Linked DNA regions of Homo sapiens: region 2 is linked to region 1. A link is a loop called in an ENCODE intact Hi-C map of the cell type or tissue named here. Cell type or tissue: PC-9. All regions are shown on one strand.

Evidence for each region. Peaks named below come from ENCODE experiments on the same cell type or tissue, not always from the same donor. Only the 100,000 strongest peaks of a DNase experiment are listed, where the experiment ranks them.
Region 2: a loop joins it to region 1, with 5 times the contacts of the local background. A loop is called at or near these places in 2 of 110 quality-filtered maps.

What each region holds. Positions count from the first base shown.
Region 1 is chr6:124,879,580-124,887,579 of GRCh38, reverse strand. No RefSeq gene overlaps it. Among named protein-coding and RNA genes, the nearest start is that of RNF217, 79 kb to the left of the region's middle. In PC-9, no CTCF peak of the experiment used is centred here; DNase peaks (open chromatin) are centred at 4,339 and 5,249; H3K4me3 peaks cover 1,280 bases; H3K27ac peaks cover 1,616 bases.
Region 2 is chr6:125,197,824-125,205,823 of GRCh38, reverse strand. The region is part of intron 1 of TPD52L1 (TPD52 like 1); the gene reads right to left. Among named protein-coding and RNA genes, the nearest start is that of TPD52L1, 48 kb to the right of the region's middle. In PC-9, no CTCF peak of the experiment used is centred here; DNase peaks (open chromatin) are centred at 2,203, 3,433, 3,773 and 7,863; H3K4me3 peaks cover 2,863 bases; H3K27ac peaks cover 5,039 bases.

The DNA of each region.
Region 1 (8,000 bases):
GCGTTTAGGGGCACAGGATGGGGGTGTGGCAGGCCAGGATGGTCTTGGGAAATGCAACATTTGGGCGCGAAGGCAGGAGTGCCCATCCTTACTTAGGTCCATGGGGGTGGAGCCCTACCCAGGGACCATGCCCTCCTCTAGCCAGCACTTCCCTTCCCCACTTCCGTATTATTTAAAGGGACCACGCTCTTCCCTTCCCAGCACTCCCATATTATTTCCACAGGCTTTAGGCTGTATTTAGGGACTGTGTAACATGTTTTTCTTACAACAACAAGCTTAAACCTGTCTGGTTTTTTTGGACCCACCAGCAATTTTGCAGACTAGAATCTGTTTGCCCTAGAACTATGTAATATTCTAAAAGTTCAGCCTTGGCCTGAAAAAATAGAAAAAGAGTTTCCAAGGTACTAGCCTCTTTAGGTTTCTGTGTCACAAAATTGGTTTATATTTTGGCTTAAACCTATTGGAGGTACCTTATGCCAGGGTAGATTTTGTGTCTTTCTAATGTCACCAAGGCTGTTTTGTCATAGAAGGATATGAGGAGTTCCAGCCCCTACTGCTAGCAACAAGGTTCGGGGTATTAAAGTAAAATTTTAGTAGATGAAGCTGTACCTTACTAGTAACTCCCACAAAAAACAAAAAGTGTCGAGAGAAGTATATTACTTTAAGAGTAAAACAGAGCAGCAATTCTTATGTAAGAGCTTTAATCAAGAGTAGTTTTCTCATTGGAGACATGGATTAGCGACTTTTTAAAATTTCTGTTTCTGCTGTGTGCATTAGAGAATGTAAGACGGGAGTCAGAGGCAATAAGTCTGATTTAAGATTCTAAAAAGATAAACTAAGGGAAACCCTTTACAAACAATTTAAAGAAGATGGACAGCATCCTCATGTCAGTTTTCTGGTTAAAGGTTTCCTGTGGCTCTTACCTCCCCTGGAAAGTCTGAATTGCTTAACTTGCAAAGGGATGTTCCTCATCGGCTGCCCCCAGCTTACCTTTCCAGTCTCATCACCTGCCAGTTTTAACATGTACTCTCCATTTCAACCATGCGGAAAGCTCCAAATGCACAATTGTGTTTGATACCTCTGTGTGCAATACGCAGTTTGCATTGTCTGGAGCCTTCTTCCTATATTCTGTTTGGTAGACTCTTACTCATTCTTCAAGATCCACATCTAATTTCACCTCCTTGTGAACCTTCTGGACCTCCCTGAGGCTGAAGCTGAGAATCCTTTTTTTTTTTTTTTTGAGACGGAGTCTGGCTCTGTCCCCCAGGTTGGAGTCCAGTGGCGCCATCTCGGCTCACTGCAAGCTCCGCCTCCCGGGTTCACGCCATTCTCCTTCCTCAGCCTCCCGAGTAGCTGGGACTACAGGCGCCTGCTACCACGCCCAGCTATTTTTTTTGTATTTTTAGTAGAGACGGGGTTTCACAGTGTTAGCCAGGATGGTCTCGATCTCCTGACCTCGTGATCCACCCGCCTCGGCCTCCCAAAGTGCTGGGATTACAGGCATGAGCCACCGCGCCTGGCCGAGGTTGAGAATCTTAGTCAATTAGGGTTGCTGTAATAAAATATCGTAGATTGGGTGGTTTATAAACAACAGAAATTTACTCCTCCCAGTTCTAGAGACCAGAAGTCTGAAATCAGTGTGCCCACATAGTCAGGGTCTGCTGAGGGCCCTGTTCCAGGCTGCAGACTGACTTCTCCTTGGTTCCTCAGGCAGAAAGAGAGCAAGAGAGTACTCTGGAGTCCCTTTTAGAAAGGCACAAATCCCATTGTTTTAGGGCTGTACCTTCATGATCTAAATTATCTCCCACCCCACCTCTTAATATCGTTGCACTAGGGGTTAGGATATCAACATGTGAAGTTTGGGGAGACACAAACATTCAGTTCATAGCACTGAGCCACTTTCCACCGGGCTTGCAGAGAACTTCCTAGAAACTCCTACCATAATGGGTATTACTCCATTCATTGTTTATGCATTTTCTCTGCTTCTAGTTTTTAAGCTCATTGAGGTAAAGGATCCTGCCTCAATAATCTCTGTGGGTGGGTGACAGCCTCCAGATATTTTAATACCAAGCATCATTTAATCTATAAACCTACTGCCTGCTGAAGAAAGAAATGACTATATGATTGGTGTGAGGTGAATTGGAAAAGGGCTGAGGTATGAGGACAGGCCTAAGGATGAGTAAGCAAACTAGCAAAGTTTGTTTATGTCTCCAAAGAATTTGCTCTAGTTTTTCCATTTTTCAAATAGTTGATGTACAGTTGACTTCAACAGTTCAACGAGAGTGAGCTAGTTTTTGGTGTCTCATTCTCTGATAAGGCATACACCTTATGTTTTGGATCACCTGTGGTGGTGGAATCATTCAGTTACTTCAGTGGAAGAATATGTGTGGAAGAACAATAAAGCCGCTGGATATCATTTACTTTAAAGTAGTAGCAAGCATTATAGCAAGCCAAGGGGATTAGATTAATTGGGAAAAATATACATAATTTATAATCTTAGAAATGAATGCCAAATGCTTTTAATCTGATTAGACTCTTTTCTTCTAGTGCAGTTTAGATATGCTCTAAATTTGTGATTCCTAAAGGGGAGTTTAATAAAACACAGGTTCTGTAGAATATTAGTAAGAATTATGTTTAAAAAGAATTTCATTGTCAACTTTGGGAAAAATGTGGTTAAAAAGAATTAAGGTGGCTTTTCTAGTATTGTTTTTCCTACCCGAATGTACGTTATAAATCTCCAAGAGATGTATGTACATGGTATAAAGCAGTTTAAATTTTCTTGACAAGAGCCTCTTCTCTCTCTATTGTAATGTATCTAGGGGTGCTATTGTTTAACAAAACACTGAGAAATGCTGTTCTAAATTAGGAGCTTTGTAAGAACTTAGTTGCCTACAAGTACACTACATATTATACCAGTTGTAACATTTTCTGTCAAGCAAATGTGTATAAGGACTAAGTATGCAGCCTCTAGCTTCTCATTTTTGCTAGCCAGGCTATGAATGAATATTCTTCAAAGATGTTTTTTAAAAATCTCTCTGCTATCTTTTTTTTTTTTTAAAAAAAAAAACACTGTGGAATATCAGCTAGCCTGAATCTTTGTTTATTTTTCTTTTTTTATTTTAAATCAGGGGACGACAGAAGAGTAAGTGCCTCTATAATTTATATCCAGGTGAGTGCCAATATAAGAGACAGCTTCCCAGGATGTGATGGGAAAAGAGAGAGAGACAGAGAGAGAAAGAGAGAGAGACCATTTGCCTAAGGGAGCCGTGAACAGCTGTAAGGATTTTTTTTTTTTTTTTTTTTTTTTTTTTTTTGAGATGGAGTCTCACTCTGTCACCAGGCTGGAGTGCAGTGATACAATCTCGGCTCACTGCAACCCCTGCCTCCTGGGTTCAAGCGATTCCCCTGCCTCAGTCCCTTGAGTAGCTGGGACTATAGGCACACGCCACCATGCCCAGCTAATTTTTGTATTTTTAGTAGAGACAGGGTTTCATCGTGTTGGCCAGGATGATCTTGATCTCTTGACCTCGTGATCCGCCCGCCGCAGCGTCCCAAAGTGCTGGGATTACAGGTGTGAGCCACCACACACCACACCTGGCTAGATTTTTTTTTTTTTTTTTTTTTTAAGATTCAAGAGGTACTTGTGCAGGTTTTTTACATGGGTAAAGTGCATGCTGCTGAGTTTGGGGCTTCTATTGAGCCCCAAATAGTGAACATAGTACCCAGTAGGTAGTTTTTCCACTTTTGTCCCTCTCCCTCCTTCCGCCCTTTTGGAGTCCCCAGTGTCTATTGTTTCCATCTTTATGTCCAAGACAAGGATGTCCACTTTCACCACTCCTATTTAACATAGTACTGGAAATCCCAGCCAGAGCAACCAAGCAAGAGAAACAAATAAAAGGCATCCGAATAGGAAAAGAGAATGTCAAATTACCTCTGTTTGCCAATGATATGCTAAAGAAATACTAAGTACACTTCAAGAAGGTGGAAATGGCTGACTCCCTCAGGCTACTGCTCAAAAGATTTGAATAGCACAGATATAAAAGTATTAAATGTTGTAAGTTAGTGATAGAGTAAGAGAGAAAGACAGAAAGATAATTGTCTAGATGAAAAGGCAAATGATCAATCTATTTCCATGGGTTAATTTTGTTTTGTTCTAGTGTGGAAAAATTTTCCTGTCGTAAGCTGGACACTCACACCTGTATCTACCACTTTCACAATAAACAAAACAGTGTGAGGATGAGAATGGAGAGAAAGAGGAAGTGTTTTTGAACTATAAATCACTACAGGCTTGGTATAAATTCCAAACCTTTCAAGAAGTGAACTTTATTTTGAGCAATGATTACAAGATGAGATGCCAGGGTATTTCGCAATGTAAGTAATGTATTTGACCAACAAAACAATACAAAACAAAGGCAACCAAGTTAAGAACGAATTACAGAATAATGCTTGACTCACTTGAAAACTGTCCCTTATGAAATTTCATTTGACAATTTGTACTTTTCTGGTTTTGGCTGTTTGGGGGTCTTTTTCCTTCCTTGAAATAACTTGACAGGAAATGATTATTTCCACTGAGTCAAAGAGGGCATATTTACATAGTTCCTCATGATGTGATCAGGAAATCCTGTGTAGAAAAAAGTCGCTGAAAAAAAAAGGGAAAAGTGTAGCCTGCTTATGTTTTCTTAAACTCCTCCTGCCCCACCCTGGAGCCATTTAAGATACAATCTCACTTTTCTTTCTTTTTTTTTCTTTTTTTTCTTTTTTCTTTCTTTCTTTCTTGCTTGCTTGCTTGCTTTCTTTCTTTCTCTCTCTTTCTTTCTCTTTCTCCTTCCTTCCTTTTTCTTTTTTCTCTCTTTCTTTGCTTTTCTTATCTTTTTCTTTCTTTCACATAGATTTCAGCACAAAGGCTCATACATTTGGGCTTGCTTTTTTCTTCTCAACGAAAGCCTTAGAAGGTAGAGATTTCAGATGCATTTTTCTCTCTTTCCTGAGTCTGTCCAGTAACAACAGGGATAGTTGAAAAATCTTAGGAAAAGGTTCTTGCTTTGCAGGTTTCTAATCTCATTCCTGACAAGCCGTCTAGTCTCCTGCTGACGTCTAGGAGATGCACATCAAAGGCAGAAATGATCTAGGCTCTGTGATCTCTCTTCTGAATGAGAGTGATGCTGCCAGCCAGGAGGGGGCTGTCACTTCAGACTCTCCAGCAAACTTGAGCAGCTGCAGCTGTCGCCTGAGGGAAAACCAGATGCATCAGTATTTTGAATGTGCTTTCAGATTTGCTAGGAATGCATAGACATGTTGCAATTGCTTTGCAGGACTCTGCTATTTGAAATCTGTCACAAAGTCAATTCCAATTTGGATACTAATATGATTACTGTTTGAGTGTTAGATGCCATGTACTAAATTTTACGTGAGGGTTCATCTATTTTTACCTACAAGTTCTATGAACCCCATGTGATAAATAGGGAACCTACCCAGGATGTCTAAGAAACATAGTGAGTCAGTTCTGTAAATGGTAATCTGGCAGCACATCTATTCTCCAATAACTTTCAACCATTTATGTTCACCCTATAACCTATTCCATCCTTGGGCAGGATAAGGGCCATTTATTGTCACCTGGGAATAAAGAATTAGCAAGTTAATCAATTGCTCTAGTTCAAATTTGTGTGGAAGTATTATTATTGTAGTTCAGGGATAGAAAATGATGCCTTTTTATATTATATGAATTTGTCTATATTGGCTACTGGGTATTCAAATGTGACTCACTCTCAAGTTGCTTTTCTTTGTAAAGAAGGCCAGCCAGTTTTGCATTTCCCAAATCTGGTTCTCTCCTTCTATAGCTATTTCCCAAGTTTGCTGTTTTTGTCACTTAGAAAGTTTGAACATGATAACTTAAGATTATATCACAGAGTTCAAAGTTTTAAAGACCATAATTCTTCCTTGTTCTTTTGACTGAGGATCTTGACCTTTAACCTAAGAGATATTTAAGATGTTTGAAAGTTAGTTGAATTCTTTGATCAACTAGTAGGGTTTGCATTAATCAAAAGCAAAAACAGAGAAATTAAAGTCCTAATGTGTTCAACTTACACTTCAGGAGACTTTACTTCTAAGGAAGAGGACATGGGCATGTTACCTAAGCACGGATGTTTTTTGCTTTGCTCTTTCTCTGTCTCAGGTCCATAGGACAGTGCCTGCCTAAGGTAGGAATCCTAATCATATAATATTTATTGAAGGAAAGCATGAATGAATGAATAAGCAAACAAATAAATTGGATGCTTTCAGCAGGAGCTTTGGATGAAAGAGAACATTGTTATTCTTGGAGAAAAAGAAAAGACTGAATGAACTGTCCTATCCATTTCTTTTATCCTCACCTTTAATAACATAAATGTTGCATGCATTGGAGGTACTAAGGTATGGTCTCTGTCCTCAAGACATTTTCATAATAGCAACTGATTCTAATGGCTGACCTCCAGTCCTCAGGTCTTCTAATGTCACAGATATAGCAGATTTTCCTGGTAAGAGTCTGGTGTGCAATCTTCAAGATTCAGAGTACATGAACCATGTGGTATGCATCATTGGTTTTCACTTATGGATTTCTTTCAGCTCTGCTATATTACATATTATTGGTGTAATAATATTATTTATTATATATTATTGGTGTAATAATAGGCAATAAAGAGATGAAGAAGCTAAGCTTCAAGACGTGCACATAGTCAAAATTAAGCTATCTCTATAAAGCTAGAAGCTATTAAGGCTGCTCAAGCTGTAAGAATAAGGCCAGAAAATATTTTTTTCTAGAAATATTTATTGAATGATTCATCTTGTGTCCATTAATTTAATTTAATTTATTTTTGTAAACTTTTATTTTAGGTTCAAATGTACATGTGTAGGTTTGTTATACAGGTAAATTGCATGTCATGAGGATTTGGTGTACAGATTATTTTGTCATCCAGGTAATAAGCATAATACCCAATAGGTAGCTTTTCAGTTCTCTTCCTCCTCCCATCCTCTACCTTCAAGTACATCCTAGTGTCTCTTGTTCCTTTCTTAGTGCCCATGGGTTCTCAATGTTTAGCACCCACTTATAAGTAAGAACATGCAGTATTTGGTTTTCTGTTCCTGCGTTAGTTTCCTTAGGATAACGGCCTCCGACTCCATCCATGTTGCTGCAAAGGACATGATCATATTCTTCTTTTATGACTGTATAGTATTCCATGGTGTATATATGCCACATTTTCTTTATCCAGTCTACTGTTGATGGGCATTTAGGTTGATTCCATGTCTTTGCTATTGTGAGTAGTGCTGCGATGAATACACACATATGTTGTCTTTATGGTAGAATGATTCATATCAAGTGGGGGCTGGGGACTCACAGAGAAGAAAGACTGGGTTTCTTTCCACACAGTGGCTGTGGCATGCTGGAGGTGCCAGCATAATGACCAGGCTCTTAGTTCTCTCCCCAGCTTGAGGGCAATAAAGGCAGTCACCGCAGCTGCAAAGGCAGAGGACTGTGGGCTGTCTCTGGGATTTCCTCCCCAGAGAAACACAGAGCTGCCACCAACTGAAATGTTCAGGCTAGGGCAAGGTGGTTGTGATGAGGGGCCCAGGTCAAGAGACCCTGTCCATTGAGGAGTAGTGGGGTGGGGACCCGCATGTAAAGCAGTCTGGCCACTTTTCTGTAAGGCAGCTGCTCTGTGCTGGGAACCCATATTAGTCTCTAATCACTGCGTTCCTTCTAGAGCCTGAGGGTAACAGGAGTTAGGGCTGTGGAGCAGAAAAAAAGGCACCCTGACTGCTACGTCTGGGAGATCCATCCCAGGGAAATGCAGAGCTGCTTCTGGCCAGAAAGCTGAGGCAGGGCTGGGGTGGCCACAGTAGAGTCCCAGGCCACTGGGCCTTACCTGATGAAGTACAGTGGAGGCTAGGCCTATAGTCTATCTGCTGCTCAGCCCCATGGATTCAGCCCCTGTCCAGGGGTTGTATGAGGGAGCCTGGCCTCCCCT
Region 2 (8,000 bases), 320 kb before region 1:
TCTTCCATATGTACAAGGTGGCCATCTTCTGACTGCCAGGAAAAATATACCATTGATACAATAATCTCAGGTTAACCATGTATTATTAAGTCACCAAAATTCAATGTAATACTAAAGATAGCAGAAAGTATATGGTACCCAACAGTTAACCAAGTACCACATGGTCCTAAAGGGTGGAGAATCTTCCAGGAGCTCAAACCAATTAAAGGTTTCAGGAATATACATAAGCCTAAATTATTATCTCTGTGGCCAAGACCTAAGCAAGGACTCCTATTCACCTCCAGAGACAAGAATCTCAGAGAGCCTGAACTGGCTGCTTTTACCCAAGGCCTCCCTGGTCCCATCCCTAGCTTGTGCCTATACAGTATGCTCTTGAAGGCACTGGAAGCTGTGGAAATTTGGAGTGATGGGAAGGACCATCTAAGGTGACACTGCTCAGAAGCGTGGGAGTGGCTGGCTTGGGACATCATTTCACTGGGCTAACTACAGAAAATGTCCCTGCATTAAGACCCAGCTTTCATTACCACATAAGATCAGCCGGCCTTTCAGGTCGGGGTCACCAAGTTTGCTGCATATTTGAGACATATCATATTCCAAGGCTTCACCTGTGTTTTCTTAGGTCCAGAAATTGTATTCCATCAGTTTACACAATGGTGATTAGCCTCTTGGGAGATAATTTCTACTAACAAATCTGCTGGGAGACTGGTTTGACTAGTAGACCAAATACCTTAAGGTAAATTCTGTGCTCTCTTTCCTTCCTCAGAACAAAATCTACTTGAAAAACCAAATGAACAGCAAAAGATTATTTGCTAAACATTGTGGAGAATAAAGAGTTAGGTGACTTAATATTGAAGCACTTACTATGCTGTATTTTAATTCCACAATTCATTGTCTTTTTCTTCCTCTAGATTGTTAGATGCCCCATTCTTCGTATCACTGCTTCCTTGTTCACACTAGGTGTTCAATAAATATTTGGGGAATAATTTAATTAGCTATCATGCCCTTACATTTGTACTATTCAAATGCCTATAAATTAAATCTGATAGGCCTGGCGCAGTGGCTCACGCCTGTAATTCCAGCACTTTGGGAGGCCGAGGTGGGCGGATCACGAGGTCAGGAGATCGAGACCATCCTGGCTAACACGGTGAAACCCCGTCTCTATTAAAAATACAAAAAGTTACCCGGGCGTGACGGCGGGCGCCTGTAGTCCCAGCTACTAGGGAGGCTGAGGCAGGAGAATGGCGTGAACCCAGGAGGCGGAGCTTGCAGTGAGCCGAGATCGCCCCACTGCACTCCAGCCTGGGCGACAGAGTGAGACTCCGTCGAAAAAAAAATAAAAATAAAAAATCTGATAACTAGCCAGGGAAGCACATTTCTTCTTAAAGTGTTGAATATAAAATAACCAAGACTTGCAACCAATGCAATGACCATTAACAAGGGTAGCAAATAACATGTGCTAGAGAAGTAACAATCAGCACGCATCAGTATACCAGCTCTACTAGAACCATCACTCCATTTTTGTTAATGCATCTTGTTCCTTCAAGGACTACATTAAGCCAGGGTCTAGCTTTCATTCTATCAATGTTCTGCTTGAGTTTATACCTTTATATGCTCAGGTAAAACAAATGCTAAAGCCACACTTTCTCAGGAAAACGATAAGTAAGTACAGTGAAAAAGATCAAGATGAATCAGGCTCTTCATTACATTGCAGGTAACACTAGAATGTTAGTTCCACTTGGTAATTAAAGACACCTACAGCAGAATCTTATCCGCCATCCTGACAAGTTGAAAACTGATGTATATCTGGGACTATTTGCAGGAGAAAGGTGTCTCCTCATGTCATTAGGACATAGTTGTGTTATATGTTCTAAGCTCCACCTTAATTTATGTTGTTTAGAATATATCAGTAAAAGACAGCTCTACTTGACTGTGAATATTATTGAAATTGTTTATAAACTGTTTTAGAAGTAGGTCAAGGGAACAAGTATAGAAGACATCAGGTTTTCTACAATGAAAGCCAGAAATACAGAAACTTAGGTTCCTTACAGATGGGGTGGTTCCTCCAGGGTCTGTGTAGAACTTCACTCCAGGGGAGCCAACTGGATTCTCAACCAAAGAGTGAGCTGCTCAGCCCTAAGCTTTTATTCCTGACCTGAGGTCATGTGGCCTTATGCACACACCAAGGGTTTCTGCTGTGTCATTAGCATTTCAGTGACCAAACTCAAAACCATGCAGACAAACAACAGCTCTACTTTCAATGAGAAGATGTAAAATATGTGTCACAAATATCCTCAGCTCCTCCAATTTCCTACATTTCAAATATAAGATTAAAGCATTTGGGATACTCTTCCTATTTCAAACCATTATTTGTACTCTTGAAAGGGACTGTTTAATACACACAAAATAGATGCATTGTGGGTAACACTGCAAGCAAGAAAAAAACACCCCCGACAAAAAGTCACAAGAACACAGCAGCCACAAATTTGGGAAGGAAAAACTAAACAAATAGTTATGCAAAAAAACAAACAAAAATATAGTTAATGTTCCTGATGGATAGGCTCCAGGAACTTCCTTCTGTGAACAAACTCCCATAGTGTATGAGGAAAAATAAAAACTATTGCAGAAATGGGAATAGAAAAACTAAAAATAACCAGACCATCTAAACCTTTAAATCATCCTTCTCTCTGTATCCCACCCTCATTTCCCAACACTCTCCCTGACCACACAAACACATATTCAAATTCACATTTCATGGAACTGGGAAAAGGAAGCCAAACCTGACAAGATAAACCTCCACTGAGAAGCCAAGGTGGGTGGATCACCTGAGGTCAGGAGTTTGAAACCAGCCTGGCCAACATGGTGAAACCCCATCTCTACTAAAAGTACAAAAATTAGCCAGGTGTGGTGGTGGGTGCCTGTAATCCCAGCTACTCAGGAAGCTGAGGCAGGAGAATTGCTTGAACCGGGGAGGCAGAGTTTGCAGTGAGCTGAGATTGGGCCACTGCACTCCAGCCTGGGTGACAAGAGCAAGGCTCCGTCTCAAAAAAAAAAAAAAAAGATAAACCTCCAAATGTAACACTCAGCCTCCTTACATTTTTTGCCCTAAGCAAAAAGGAAAACAGTCTCACTTATTATATTATAAGAAAACTCCAGGGTAATAAATTATTCTGAATTCAAGCTCATTAATAAAAAGTCACTCATTTCAATTAAAATGAGAAGTAATCTCTTCTTCTTCTCCTTCTCCTCCTCATCCTCCTTCTTCTCACACCATCAAAAATAGACCAGAGAACTGATTTTCCACTCATTTCTTTGGTTAGCTGAGTAGCTGCGAGGCACCCAAGCTAGAGTTGAGGGCTGTGGGACCAGTTTCTTATCTCCTTCAACTCCTGAGGGAGTGAGGTGAACACGACCTGTGCATGCCTTGAGCTTCACTGGACAGGATACATTCCATCTTAGGTCATTCCTTAAAGGCTCACTGATCTTATAAAGTGCTGAGTCATCTTTCAGAGCTAGTTCAGGAAAAAATTTTCTTGACAATGAAAGATATTCACTATGAACACAAAGCAGGACAAAATGTAGCTTTTTTTTTCAAGGCATGTTTAAAGAAAGGGATAGATAGTAAGAAAGACTTCCTCAGACAGGCCTGAGATTTTTACAGTTCTCTAATCTTTGCACAACTTCAATGCAAAGGCGAGGGTTAGACAGCGATGCCATGATGCAACCACAAACACATCACGCCTGGACCCATGCCTACTGGGACTGCAGCCAGATTCAGGGGCCTGAACATTCAAAAAGCATTGGTCAGACGTATAGACAGTCTTCCCTTTACTTTAAGCAAATCGGTTCAGTAACATTCACATTTCTTCAATGTCTCTTATCAAATCTTTAGCATTCCAAATAGCTACTACTGACAATGCCCAGGAAAAAAATCCTTTTTCCTTCTGAAATCTGAGTAGCAAAATAAATGCTAAAGGAGATGGAAATATGTGTTTCTGAGTCGTGACATGTTGAGCAAGAATAAAATATGCAAGAATTAGAAAAGTTTCACTCAAGTCACAGACAAGAAAATGCAATGGTGAGATGAAATATGAAAAGACACTTATCCTCACTAGCAATAGGGAAAGCACAAATTAGAATCACAGAGATACTGTTTTTCATCTAAGATATTTGCAAAGAAGCCAAAATGGGATAAGAGCCTGTGTTGGCAAGATTGTGAAAAAATGGATCCTTTAACCACACATTGTTGGCTTTTGCACTGTGACACCTGATTGGGAGAGCCTTTGACACTGCCATCCCACTTTTGAGAATCAATCTTACAGAAAAAAAGGTGCAAACCTAAGGAGAGAGTATAAATCATTGTTGGTAGTGGTAGAAAACTACAAAAACCTAAACGTCCATCAGTAGGGCACCAGTATTCAAGTATAATATACCCACACTGTATACTATTTTTCAGTTATTAAAATTTGTGAAAATAAATATAATGCAAAAGTTGTTGCGACCCCCAAAGCACTTTAAGTCTTGAGAAAGATGTGACTGTGATCTGAGTCACATATGGTTATAATTTCTGTTTCTCAGATTATACATTAACTCACTTTCTTATTTTTCTCGTTCTCTACAATGGCTAGAGATAATTAAATGTCCAGGACAAAAATCTCCTGCCTTCTTAATGACCCTTGCTATAGATTGACTTCCTCTTTGGTACCTTGCTTTGCTAAGACCACATGACAGAAAACCCATGACTACTATGCCCTCTGTAATGAATGTTAAATGTAACTTTTCCAAAAAGAAACGCTGCCTATAAACCAATCAAATTGCTGTAACAATGTGCCAACCCTGTCTGAAAAATGAAATATGCTAAAAACTTCCCTGTCCCTGACTACATAAATGAAACCTTAATTTCCCTACTTTAGAACGCTGACTCCATTCCTTTGGAGTTGGCATGTTTGAGTTGGCCACCCTCACAATATGCACTTAAATAACCTCTCCTTAAATTGGATTCTGACCCTTATGACTACCTTAGGTTGACAAAATAATGAATTGGATTGACATGTATTGACTAGGAGGAATTTTCATTGTATATTGTTGAATGCAAAAATCAAGTTACTGCATCATATTTGCATCTGCACCATTTGGGGGAGGAATAAAACACCATTTTTATGTGAACATGAACATCCATGCATTTGTATGAGCATTGAGAAAGTTGAGAAAGGATATGTACCAAATTGTTAATGTTGGCTGCTGCAAAAGGGTGAGGTTGGACAGGGAGAAGATGATTCACTCTGTTTTATATTCCTCTGTATTACTTGACTGTTTACAATAAGCACGTATATAACTGTTAATTTTTTTAAAATTTGTATTTACTTGCTCTGCAGATAAATGACTACTGAGGGACATTTAAAAATTAGGACATGCTAAATTATTCAAAAAACCATGTATATCTTTTGTCTCTAGTTCCTGAAAACATTTCCAATATTTCAAATAGATTCTTTACAAAGAAAATACCTACGAAAATCTGTTTGTGGCTAGTGCAATTATAGACAATCTTGAACACATTTTTTTAACAACTGACTGAATCTAGAGCTATTTTTTTAAATAGATCAAACGATCTTAAGAATTCATTAATGCAATTCATGGCATGCTGAACATAAAAGCAGGAAGAGGCCTATGTTCTCTTTCAAAATCCTTCCCAGATGGCAAACAAAGCTCAAAAATGAAAGTCTGCAAATAAGATGACTGAAAGAGGGGTTTAATAATCAGTGGCTTTGAAAATGCATGTTCCCTTTTTAAAAGGTGGCTTTTCAGAAGTTTAGCACAGTAAAGCACCTGTGAAAGGTAGCAATGACCCTGTGTCCCTGCTTACCCAGTCTAGGCAATGAGGTGATGAGCCACTAAGGAGGCTTCCCCTAATGTAATGGAACAACATGGAAATACAATGAAAGTCAAGCTTTAACAGGTGCTCTATGGCTCCAAAGCATCTTTATGTATTTTCTGCATTTTTATGACCTAAGTAATTTTTAATTTTTCACTATCTTATTTCCTATAATTTGTGCTATAAGTGCTCAATTCTAGCACATTTAATTTGTATATTGCAGGCAAGCTAAACTTAATATCTCCTTTACTTTTATTTTGATTTTTTTTGAGATGGGGTTTTGCTTTTGTTGCCCAGGCTGGAGTGCAATGGTGCAATCTTGGCTCACTGCAACCTCCGCCTCCCAGGTTCAAGTGATTCTCCAGCCTCAGCCTCCCAAGTAGCTGGGATTACAGGCATGTAGCACCACGCCTGGCTAATTTTGTATTTTTAGTAGAGATGAGGTTTTACCATGTTGGTCAGGCTGGTCTTGAACTCCTGACCTCAGGTGATTCTGCCCGCCGCAGCCTCCCAAAGTGTTGGGATTACAGGCGTGAGCCACTGCGCCTGGCCTCTTTTACTTTCATTTGACTGAAAATAATTATCTCTGTACACAGAATTTAACATGTGACTTTTTCTTGATCCTACATGATATGCAAATATCAATAATTATTTAGTAAATCATACAAGTCTAGCAAAACATTTTTTATACTACATTACTGGTAAAAATTAAAATCAACAAAATCCAGCTTAGCTCCTTCAATCTATTGTCCAATAAACAAATCGAGTCATTAGAATTATTTAAGTCAAAACCACAAAAACCTTTTACTTTCTCTTGAGAATCAAGGAAGACTTTTCTCTCACAAGAATCAGATTTTGTTTCATAGCAAGGTTTAGATTTGATAGGCTTTTTGTCCTTTAAGTGCTGGTAGAGGTCAATAATGTTAATATGTTAACATGTTCTTATTCCTAAGGATGAAGGAAATCAGCTAAACTCATCTCATCTTGCTATGACCATTTCGCCGGATTTCTCAGCCTCAGCACTATGGAATTTCAGGTAGGGGAACTCATTGTTGTGATTGTAGGGAACTGTGTGTTCACTGCAGGATGCTCAGCAGTATATCTGGCCTCTGCCAACTAGATACGAGTAGTACTCATCCCGTAAGTTGTGGCAATCAGCACTGTCTCGAGACATTGCCCGTTTCCAAAATTGAGCCATTGACAACACATTGAGGAAGCTCTGCTCAACAGACACAGAGACAGCTGCATGCTCATAATTTTGGCTGACACTTGTGTTCACAATGTGTTAGGCACTGTGCCAAAGATTTTATGCACATTATTTTATACACATCCCTAATTTATAAAGAGGAAAATTGACGTTCATAGACAGAAAGTGGTTGAGCTGGGTTTCCCTGCTTTTTCTATACTCAGGTGACCAATAACTTCCATGTGTCCTTGGCATTCTCAGCTTTGGAAGCTGGTCATGTGTTTGTGGTCACGTGTTTGTAAATAGATCTCTCTTACCCCATGCATGCAAGTATGTATGCAGGGATAGAACTGGGTATAACTCTACCCAAATGAGTAAAGATGGACAATGAAGGAAAGGACTTTGAAATTCTCCCATCTCTAGTAAGTAGCTGAAAATCACTTATCACTATAGGTTTCCAACACTATACAAGATGCCTGTGAAGACAATAGACACAGAAGACTCAAATTGCCTGAAAGGGTTTAGAGCACTGTAAGAACCTCCCAGTATCTGATGGCCTCTTGGGTTGTTCCTGCTGTAATCAGGAAACTAACTCCAGACCTCTGTCCCTGAAGGTAGACAGAGCTTCGGCTCCTTCTCTCAGAGGGCAAAGCAGAGTTCAAGATCACACTCAGATCAGCCAGAGTGCCCTGGTCTTGGCTTGAAGCCCAGGGTATAATCCTAGTTCCTGGTAGGGCTTTGACTGTGTTGACCTTCCCAGATCTTGGCTGCTTCTTATTTAACTGGAGCCAAGGACTCACTCAGAAGTTCCAGGGCTAACCGATCCCTTGGCCTGCCTCACACTGACCTTGAGCTGCAGCATTTACCCAGCCTTTCCTGAGTGAACTCCAGCAGTGAGCTGCTATTAATCACACCCTGTTGTAACATCCCCTGCCTCCCTCTTCC